2 separate regions of the Homo sapiens genome follow, and region 2 is linked to region 1. The links are chromatin contacts, found by Hi-C or POLR2A ChIA-PET in ENCODE. All regions are on one chromosome and are shown on one strand. The core of a region is the stretch at or near the end of the contact, and the rest is flanking DNA. Distances in the headings are between cores, read along the strand shown. Region 1 holds the start of RARA-AS1 (RARA antisense RNA 1). Region 2 has its middle 11 kb from the start of CCR7.

What was found. A loop is a pair of places that touch in the nucleus more often than their neighbours do. ChIA-PET counts read pairs that join two places held with the same protein, here RNA polymerase II (POLR2A). Pooled maps may share reads with other maps.
Region 2: a pooled map shows a loop between it and region 1 (2.6-fold over the local background). The contact joins the enhancer-like site here to the promoter of RARA-AS1 in region 1. A Hi-C loop is called at or near these places in 37 of 168 maps with a recorded cell type or tissue (A673, B cell, CD4-positive, alpha-beta T cell and 27 more), 22 of 37 single-sample maps with no recorded cell type and 41 of 50 pooled maps. POLR2A ChIA-PET finds 5 or more read pairs at or near these places in 2 of 52 experiments (activated B cell and activated CD4-positive, alpha-beta memory T cell).

Annotation. Positions count from the first base shown.
Region 1 is chr17:40,341,363-40,345,687 of GRCh38, forward strand. RARA-AS1 (RARA antisense RNA 1) reads right to left here and starts at 1,774. Exons shown (of 3, transcript NR_110861.1): 1 at 1,514-1,774; 2 at 634-1,328; 3 at 1-338. The region is part of intron 2 of RARA (retinoic acid receptor alpha); the gene reads left to right. RefSeq lists enhancers at 52-630, 666-1,216, 703-752, 1,217-1,766, 2,867-3,417 and 2 more and silencers at 133-362, 4,123-4,172.
Region 2 is chr17:40,574,369-40,578,693 of GRCh38, forward strand. No RefSeq gene overlaps it. Among named protein-coding and RNA genes, the nearest start is that of CCR7, 11 kb to the left of the region's middle. Within about 2 kb of position 2,128, at least 3 of the 41 ENCODE cell types and tissues checked have a DNase peak (open chromatin) inside an H3K27ac peak, as active enhancers do; they include B cell, CD4-positive, alpha-beta T cell and CD8-positive, alpha-beta T cell, where a contact is called at or near this core.

The sequences.
Region 1 (4,325 bases), core at 524-3,023:
GTCGGGTTCCGGCGGCCGGAGTCACACATGATGTCACAGACAATGACACAAGCCGGTGTCTCATTCCGACACAGCGTCCGAGCTGCACAATGTCACACCCGGGTGCCAAACACTTGGCCCCGCGCGACCCGGCCCTACGCCTCCTGCCGCCGCTCTCCGCGTCTCCGGGGGAGGTGGCCCGGTTCGGCCGGGCAGGGGGCTGGCGGGCGAGCCCCGCGGGCGGGCTGGCGAGCGGGTGATGTCACGGGCAGCGGTGGGTGGGTCACTCGGAGGTGAGGCGCCGCCAGGCGAGTTCAGCGAGAGTTCAGCCGCATTGCATTAGGCAAATGAGGCCCGGCCTGGGTGGGGGTGTGTGTTAAGGGGAGGACACCGGGACCACCCCCCTCTTCCCCGCCCCACCACCTCCTCCACCACGGCTTCGCTCGGCCAGGGACTGACCAAACCTTGGGGGAGCCTGGGAGCCGGAACTGGTACAAGGGAGGACGCCCGCCCCTCTTCCGTCCTTGTCCCCTCGCAGCCCCCTCCTCTCCCTGTACTCGGCGTCCCTCTGTACTCTGTGTACTCCTCATCTGGAGCCTTTCCCCCTTCCTGCTTCTCTCCTCTCCTCCCCCTTCCCAGGCTGCCCCCACTTGCCTGTCCACATGCCGCCTCTCCCTCTCGGTTCCCTGCGTTTCTCCCGCTGCAGCCGGACGCGCCGGGAATGGGTTAAGCCAGGGGCGGTGCCTGGACGGGGCGGGGCGGTGGAAAGGGGGTGGTGCCCGGAGGGGAGGGGGCGCGCAGAGCTGGGGTGGGGGGGCCGTGGCGCGTACCACCAGAGACCGAGCGAGTCGCCAGCTGCCCCTGGCCTGGCGGGGGCGGAACCGCGCGGGATCCCCACCCCCACCCGGAATCCTCGCCACGGAGAATCCCTGGAGAAGCCCCGGATCCCCGGCTGGGAGGAGGAAGTGCTCGTTGACCCCCAGCCCCGCGCTGATCCCGCCCCCGGCCTGCGGACTTGGGGAGCCGCTGTACTCTGCCTCGGACGCCACGAGACTCTAGACGGGAGTCCCCTCGAGGTGAAGCCGCTGAGTTCCCGGGCCCCGCCAGGCTTCCCTGGGAGAGCCGACGGACCCCCCCTCCCAGCACACACAACTTCCCTGCTTTTCACCGGGACTGGCGGAGCGGCCGGCGGACTTAGACGCGGGGACTTCAGGGCAGGGGGCGCCCCCTGCCCGGGTCACCAGTCGGGGCGAGGGGACGTCTCCTCTCCCCCAGCTGCTCTGCTCGGATGGCGCCGCCGGCTGAGTGACGGGGGCGGCGCGCAGGACTTCCCAGCTCGGACCTCTTGCCTTCGAGGGGAAAGATGTACGAGAGTGTAGAAGTGGGGGGTCCCACCCCTAATCCCTTCCTAGTGGTGGATTTTTATAACCAGAACCGGGCCTGTTTGCTCCCAGAGAAGGGGCTCCCCGCCCCGGGTCCGTACTCCACCCCGCTCCGGACTCCGCTTTGGAATGGCTCAAACCACTGTACGTACCGGCCTCTCAGTCTGCTGTTGTAGGGGGTGGGAGTGGGCGGTAGGGCTTCCACTACTACTCGGGGGTGAGAGTCCCGGGGTGTAGTGGAGGTCCTGTCTCTACCTTTCACTTAACCCGTGTTGCCCTTGCTGGACAATTGAACCCTCCCGGCCGCACCCTCCCCCCAGTAACCCTAAGTGCAATTTGTGTTAGATTAGGGCTGAGGAACTTTGAGAGTTCCTTCTTTCAAGCAACATTCCTTCATCTCTTGTTTCACTTCTTCCAGGAGAAATGAAGCCCAAGCCCCTTGCCCCCAGTTTATATCTTCTTGCCTGGAATCCAACAGCTTCACAGCAGGCTGGAGGGTGGGGTAAAGGTCCTGTCTGTGTGGGTTTGTCTGCTCCCGGGGGAAGGCCCCCCCGCCAGATCCCACTTGCCAAAGCCCGAGGGAGAGCCCCTTCCTGTGCGACAGCTGCTGCCCCCAGCCCTTGCTCTTGCGTCATTAGAGTGGGTGTCAGGGGAGCACTCAGTGTCTTTGGTATTGACAGTGGGGTGTGGCAGAAAGGGGCAACTTCATCAGACACCCGTCTGCCATCCTAACCTTCCATCTTGGCAAGGGGCACTGGGTCCTTATGGGGTTGTTGTCCTGGCCCCAGACACTTGGCTGTCATCTTTGAGGCTTTCATCCCCAGGAGTGGAGGGGAGAAGCTGCTCTGGTGAGAAGAATCCCTCTCCCCCTAATCCTAATCCGGTTTGTTCTCTGGGGAATGAGTTTGTTTTTGTGGGTCTGGGGCTGCTCTGGAAATGAGGACTGCATCCCTTCCCAGCTCCGCCACCGAGTCCTTTTGTTACCCTGACTTCACTTGGGGATAGGGCCAGGTCCTGGGCTGTGCCTTCCTAAGAGGGGCACTGATGAGAATCCTAGCATCCTGGCAGCCTGGTCACTTTCTCTCCTTGTTGCCCCCTGCCTGGGTGCAGGCTCCTCTGGGAGGAAGGGCTCTGTGCACACTCAGGAGCTCGGAGCACCAGGGTGTACACCTGGGCATTTTCCTGCGCAGCTGTGAGGCAGTGTACACTGGGTGGGCGGGAGCAGGCGCAAGGGGGTTATTGTTAGATGGCTCAGGTTTCTTCCCCTCCTGGGCTTTGGGCTCTTTGCTGGAGGGGAAGCTCTTCCGTGGAGGATCTCCCACCTTCCTGGACCTGCTGCCTCCCTCCTGCCTGCCAGGGAGGAGGGGTGGAGTGGGTCTCGGGGGGGCCCTGGCAGATTGGAGAAGGTTGAAGGGCAAAGGACTTACCCCACCCCTCTTGCTGGGAGAAGAGAGACCTGAGATGGACAGACAGCCCACCTCTGCCCTCCCAGAGCCACTTCTATCCCAGCTTTTCCTATTGTCCTGCCCCCGACCATTTCCTCTAGGGCCGAATCTGCTGTGTGGCTGTAGACACAAGAGGGAAGGTATCACCCTTGACTTTGGAAGAAGAGAGAGTGAGAGGATGACTCTAGGACCCTTTTTCTCATTCTCCCAGTGCTGGAGCAAGACCCCCCTCCCCTAGGGGGATAGTTGGAGCAGGGCTGCCAGAGTCACCCCTTCCACTGCCTTGGCCACCTTCTCCAGAGGGCTGGAGAGAAGCTGGGATCTGAGACCTTGGTCTCCAGCCCCTGTCTCTTCTTAGCCCATGGGGACAGCTCAGCTCTTCCTGGCCCAGAACTGGAGAGGGAGGAGGATCACAGAGAGTAGGACAGGCAGTGTATTGGTGAGCCCTTCCCCTAAACCACTGGACATGGGGAAGTGGAGACCTGTCCCCACATCCATTCTGGGGTGGGGTAGTAGACCTAGAGGCCTGGGTTTCCAGTTCCCGTAGTCTGAGCGTGGGTGTGCATATATAAGTGAGTGAGGTGTCAGTGGACTCGGGTCCTGAGGCTGTGAGGTTGGGAGTGATGGGGGTCTGGGGGCTTGCCTTGAGGCACAGGAAGGACCCGGAGTCTGAGGGTGGCAACTAGACTCAGTCTAGAATATGTGGGGCCAATGCCACCACCTTGGAAGGGTCCCCTTGGGTGTGTGGAAGTCCGCTGGTGACTGGAGCTGCCTCCAGCCCCCTCTTGGGGAATTCTCCACTCTCCCCTTTACTGCCACTGAAGGTGGGAAGAGCAGGTTGGCTCTGGGAGGAGGTGGCCTGGGTTCTGCAGGGCCCTAGGGACATTGCCTCCCTCCCCAGAGCCCTCATTTCGGTGCATTAGAGGACAAGGGGGGTGCACAGGATGTGGCTCCCCATCTGTCTCCCACCAATCTCCGCCACTCACACCTCCGCCCGCTCCCAGACGTCCAAGAATGTGAAGCACGTGGATGCCCGTAGTTGGGGGAGGGGGAGACGCTTATCAGGCGGCCGCTGGGCTAGGGGCCTTCTTCCGCTGCCGCGGTACACCCAGAGCTACCCCCGCCTCTCCCCGGGAGGAGGAAGGACGGTACAGAGGGCCCTACGCCCCCTCCCCAACCATCCCCAGGGGCTGCGAGGGGAGCTGCGGAGGAGCGGGCGCCAGCTGGATTGGGAGGGGAGCCGCTGGCCGGGGGCCCGGCTGATTTCCTGCTGATCTCCTCCAGGAAACCGGCCCCTTGTGCGAGCCTGCGAACGGCTCGGGGGCGTGGGGAATCCGGAGTGGAGCGCTCTGCGCCGCCCGCCCTGCCAGGATGGGGAGCGAGGGAGGGGCACCCTGGCAGCGTCGGCGGGAGGGGACGCCTGGCTTCCTGGGTCAGTTCCAGTCCTCTGTTGGGCGCTGGAACTTTGAGCTGAGAAGGTGTGGTCCTTCTCTAGCCCGAGTCCTTCTGCAGGAAGAGG
Region 2 (4,325 bases), core at 878-3,377, 230 kb after region 1:
TGTGCTACATATACATCATGGAATATTATGCAGCCATAAAAAGGAATGAGATAATGTCCTTTGGAGGGACATGGAGGGAGTTGGAGGCCTTTCCTGTGTCCACTGAGACAATTGAGTGTTTTTGCCCTTTATTCTATTAAATATGGTGTATTATATGAATTGATTTTTTTATATTAAACCAACCTTGAATTCCTGGAATAAATCACTTGGTCATGGTATACAATTTTTTTTGTAATGTTTCTGGATTTGGCATGTTAATATTTTGTTAAGAAATTGTGCATCTATCTTATATGTGTCTTATGAGAGATATTGGTCTGTACTTTTCTTGTGATATCTGTATGTGGTTTTGATATTAGGGTAAGTCTAGTTAAATGTTTATCAAACTTATCAATCTTTTTGATATAACAACTTTTGGGTTTGTTAATTTTTCTCTAGTTTTTCCAATTCCATATTTCATTTTTTTCCATTCTAATCTTTATTATTTCCTTCCTTCTGCTTGATTTGGGCTTGGTTCACTATTCTTTTTCTTAAAGTGAAAAGTTTTTTTTTAATTTGGTATCTTTCTTCTTTTAAAAAATACAGGCATTAATAGCTATTAATTTCTCTGTAAGCACTATTTTAGCTGCATCTCATAAGTTTTGGTATGCTGTGTTTTCATTTTCATTCATTTCAAAGTATTTTCTAATTTCCCTTGAGTTCCTTGATTCATTTCCACATACTTATGGATTCTTCAAATTTCCTTCTGTTACTGGTTGTGGTCAGAGAACAGACTTTGTCTGATCTCAATTCTTTTACATTTTTTGAGACTTGTTTTATGTCCTAACAGATGGCCTATCCTGGAGAATGTTCTATGTATATCTGAGAAGAATATGTATTCTGCTGTTGTTGGGTGGTGTTTTATAGATAGACGTTAGGTCTAGTTGGTTCATAGCATTGTTCAAATCTTCTGTTTTCTTGTTGATCAACTGCTTAGTTGTTGTATCTATTATTGAAAGGAGGATATTTAAGTTTCTATTATTGTTGAATTATGTGTTTCTCTTATTTCTTGCTTTATGTGTTTCTCTTATTTCTTTGACAATTCTGTCAATATTTGTTTCATATATTTTTAGGCTCTGTTATTTAGGTGCATATATATTTATAGTTGTTATGTCTTCCTGATGGATTGACTCTTTTTGAAAAATTTTCATCCTTTTTCTTAGAGACAGGGTCTTGTTCTGTCACACAGGCTGGAGTGCAGTGGCACAATCATACTTTACTGCAACCCCAAACGCCTGGCCTCATGCAGCCCTCCTACCTCAGCCTCCCGAGTAGCTGGGACTACAGGTGCATGACACCATGGTTGGCTAATTTATTTAAACAATTTTTTTTTTGTAGAGATGAGGTCTTGCTATGTTGTCCAGGCTGGTCTCAAACTCCTGGCTTCAAATGATCCTCCTGCCTCAGCTTCCAAAAATGCTGAGATTACAGGCATGAGCCACCACACCCAGCCTGGATTGACCCATTTATCATTATAAAATGTCCTTCTTTGTCTTTATAAACAAATTTTGTCTGAAAGTCTATTTTGTTTGATATTAGTCTAGCATTTTTGAATGACATATCTAATATACATACTACTACTTTTTGGGTGTTATATCTTTTTCCATTATTAGAATGTTTCTTTTCTCTATGCTTTCATTGGCATCCCAGCAGCAGCTACAAGTCTTTGATTCCAGAGTCCATCAGCCAGCCCCTACCACTGTGGTACCAGCACTTGATAAGTAACCCCCATCATGGTTCCAGCTCCTGCCCCAGTTTCTGGGTTTTGGTAACATAACCTTCTCCCTGTGTCCCTCCAGCTCTAGGGGTGGTGGCAACTTCCTGCGGTTATTAATCTCTGGGTGGCCTTGCCCTCCCTTGTTTGGCTTCAGCTCTTCCATCACCTGTATAACTGGTTCTCTATGTTAAATTTCTTCTGTTTGGAATACCTAGAGTGGCTCTTGTTTGCTTTGACTCTGATTGATACAAGGTGATTACTGTCCCCAAGGAGTTTAAGTTATAGAAGAAGTTAAGGTTAGATCATACCCCTGTTGTCAACGGTTATTATGGTCAAGAGCAAGTCTGACATGGCACTCGACTTCAAACAAGGGAAGGAAACCGAAGATTGCACGGGGCTGATAGCAAGACAGACAAGCAGGTAGAATAGCTTTCATTCTCTCTAAACTTATAAAAAACATTCCATTGGGGTGTAATGCATGAGCCTAGCTCTTTGGCAGCTGCCAGTGTAGTTTTGGGTAAGTTTCTTGCTCTCTCTAGGCTTCATTGTTCTCAAGTGTAAAGTGAGGTGATTAGACAGCCTAGAAGGACCTAAGCTTTGGCCTTCTGAGACTGAAGTCTGGGACCTTCCCCTGGCACCCAGCCCCTTGCTTAGCCATTCTCCATTATTCCCAATTGCCCAAATGAAGGCATGAGAAATTCTTGCCAAAATTTTGCTTCAGCCCAAAGGTTTTGGTTGCCCTTATCACCGGCTTTTGGAGCAGATTCACTTTTAGGGATATCAGCAATCTCTGGAACTAGGTGGAAGGACTCTAAGAGGTTATACATTGGCAGGTGTGTTGGTAAGAAAGGTCAGGGCAACTTCAGTTTGGAACTATTTCAGAAGCTTTCTGCTGGAGTCCTTTTCCATGTGCCAGATGCACCTTAAAAAATGAGTTTAGGCTGGTGGCTCACACCTTTAATCCTAGTACTTTGGGAGGCCCAGAAGGGAGGATCATTTGAGGCCAGGAGTTTGAGATCAACCTGGCCAGCAGAGTGAGACCCTGTCTCTACTAAAATATAAACAACTTAGCTGGGTGTGGTGGTGAGCACCTACAGTCCTAGTTACTTGGGAGGCTGAGGTGGGAGGATTGCTTGAACCCAGGAGTTTGAGGCTGCAGCAAGCTATGATTGTGCTACTACACTCCAGCCTGGGTGACAGAGTGAGACTCTGTCTAAAAGAATAAAAATAAAAATAAAAATGAGCTTAATGCCAGACCTGTCTGTATTTCAGTCCTGCCTCTCCTATAACTTCTAGGTGACCTTGGGCAAGTCACTTCTCTCTGGTTCTTGGATGCCCATCCGAAAAGCAATAGGATTAGACCCTACAAACTCTAGGCTTCTTTCTCAGGATAATCTTTTTTATCCATGAGAATTTTCTTGGTTCTTTAGCTAGCATAGACTCCCCACAGAAGGTCCCAGAGGAATAAGAGTTTATGAACAGACTAGAACTGGAGAGTTCGTGGCAGATGTGCCAGGTTGTCAGGGGGATAAAGGGCCGCTCCTTGGTTCTGATTTCCTCAGCAGCCTGTGCTTGATGCCAAGTGGTGTTGTCCAACCCAGACCTGATTCCTCCCTTGACTGTCCTCCGACCTTCCAATTCTAGCTGCATGGACATTGCACACTTGGTCTCAGGAGACTCCAGTTTCAGTTTCTTAGCTGGTTCTCTGAGTGAGGTGATGGGGAATCCCTAGCATTTCTTAGTACTGATTGTGAGCTTCCCCTCTGCATGTTAGCATGCAGTTCGTGACGATTCACTACAAATCTGCTCTTTATGGAGGGAGAGTATAGGGGGAGCCCAGTATCACTTTCCAAATCCTACCCATCCTTTGAGGCCCAGGCAGGCCCTACCTATACCACAGTTTGTCCTCTGAACTCTGAGAGCACTTAACTTCAGGGACACCCAAATTGACATTTACATCAAGGGCATGTGAATTATTTTCTATTTTAGAATAGAGTTTGTACTTCTTGAAAATAATATTGTACCATGTAGCTCTTTTTGGTAATCTTTGCATTGCCTTGAATAGTGCTGATTTTAAAACTAGATTTTAAAATATAATTTGGCATAGTTCAATAAGTCTGGGTTTCATGTGCTGTCTTCTCTATCCCAGGAGATTCTGTCTCATGTTATTGTTAAGAGCATGTGTGGCATGCCTAGCAAGAAACCTGAAGCCAGCTCCTTGAGATTGCTCCCTCTTTCACTCTGGAGATTCCTAAAAGTCAATGCAAGAATTCTAGAAAGGAGCCCCTGATGGATGCCAAGGGTGTCATTTGAATGGGCACCATTGTTGCTGGAGAGGATGTGGAGAAATAGGAACACTTTTACACTGTTGGTGGGACTGTAAACTAGTTCAACCATTGTGGAAGACAGTGTGGCGATTCCTCAAGGATCTAGAACTAGAAATACCATTTGACCCAGCAATCCCATTACTGGGTATATACCCAAAGGATTATAAATCATGCTGCTATAAAGACACATAAACACATATGTTTATTGCGGCACTATTCACAAGAGCAAAGACTTGGAACCAACC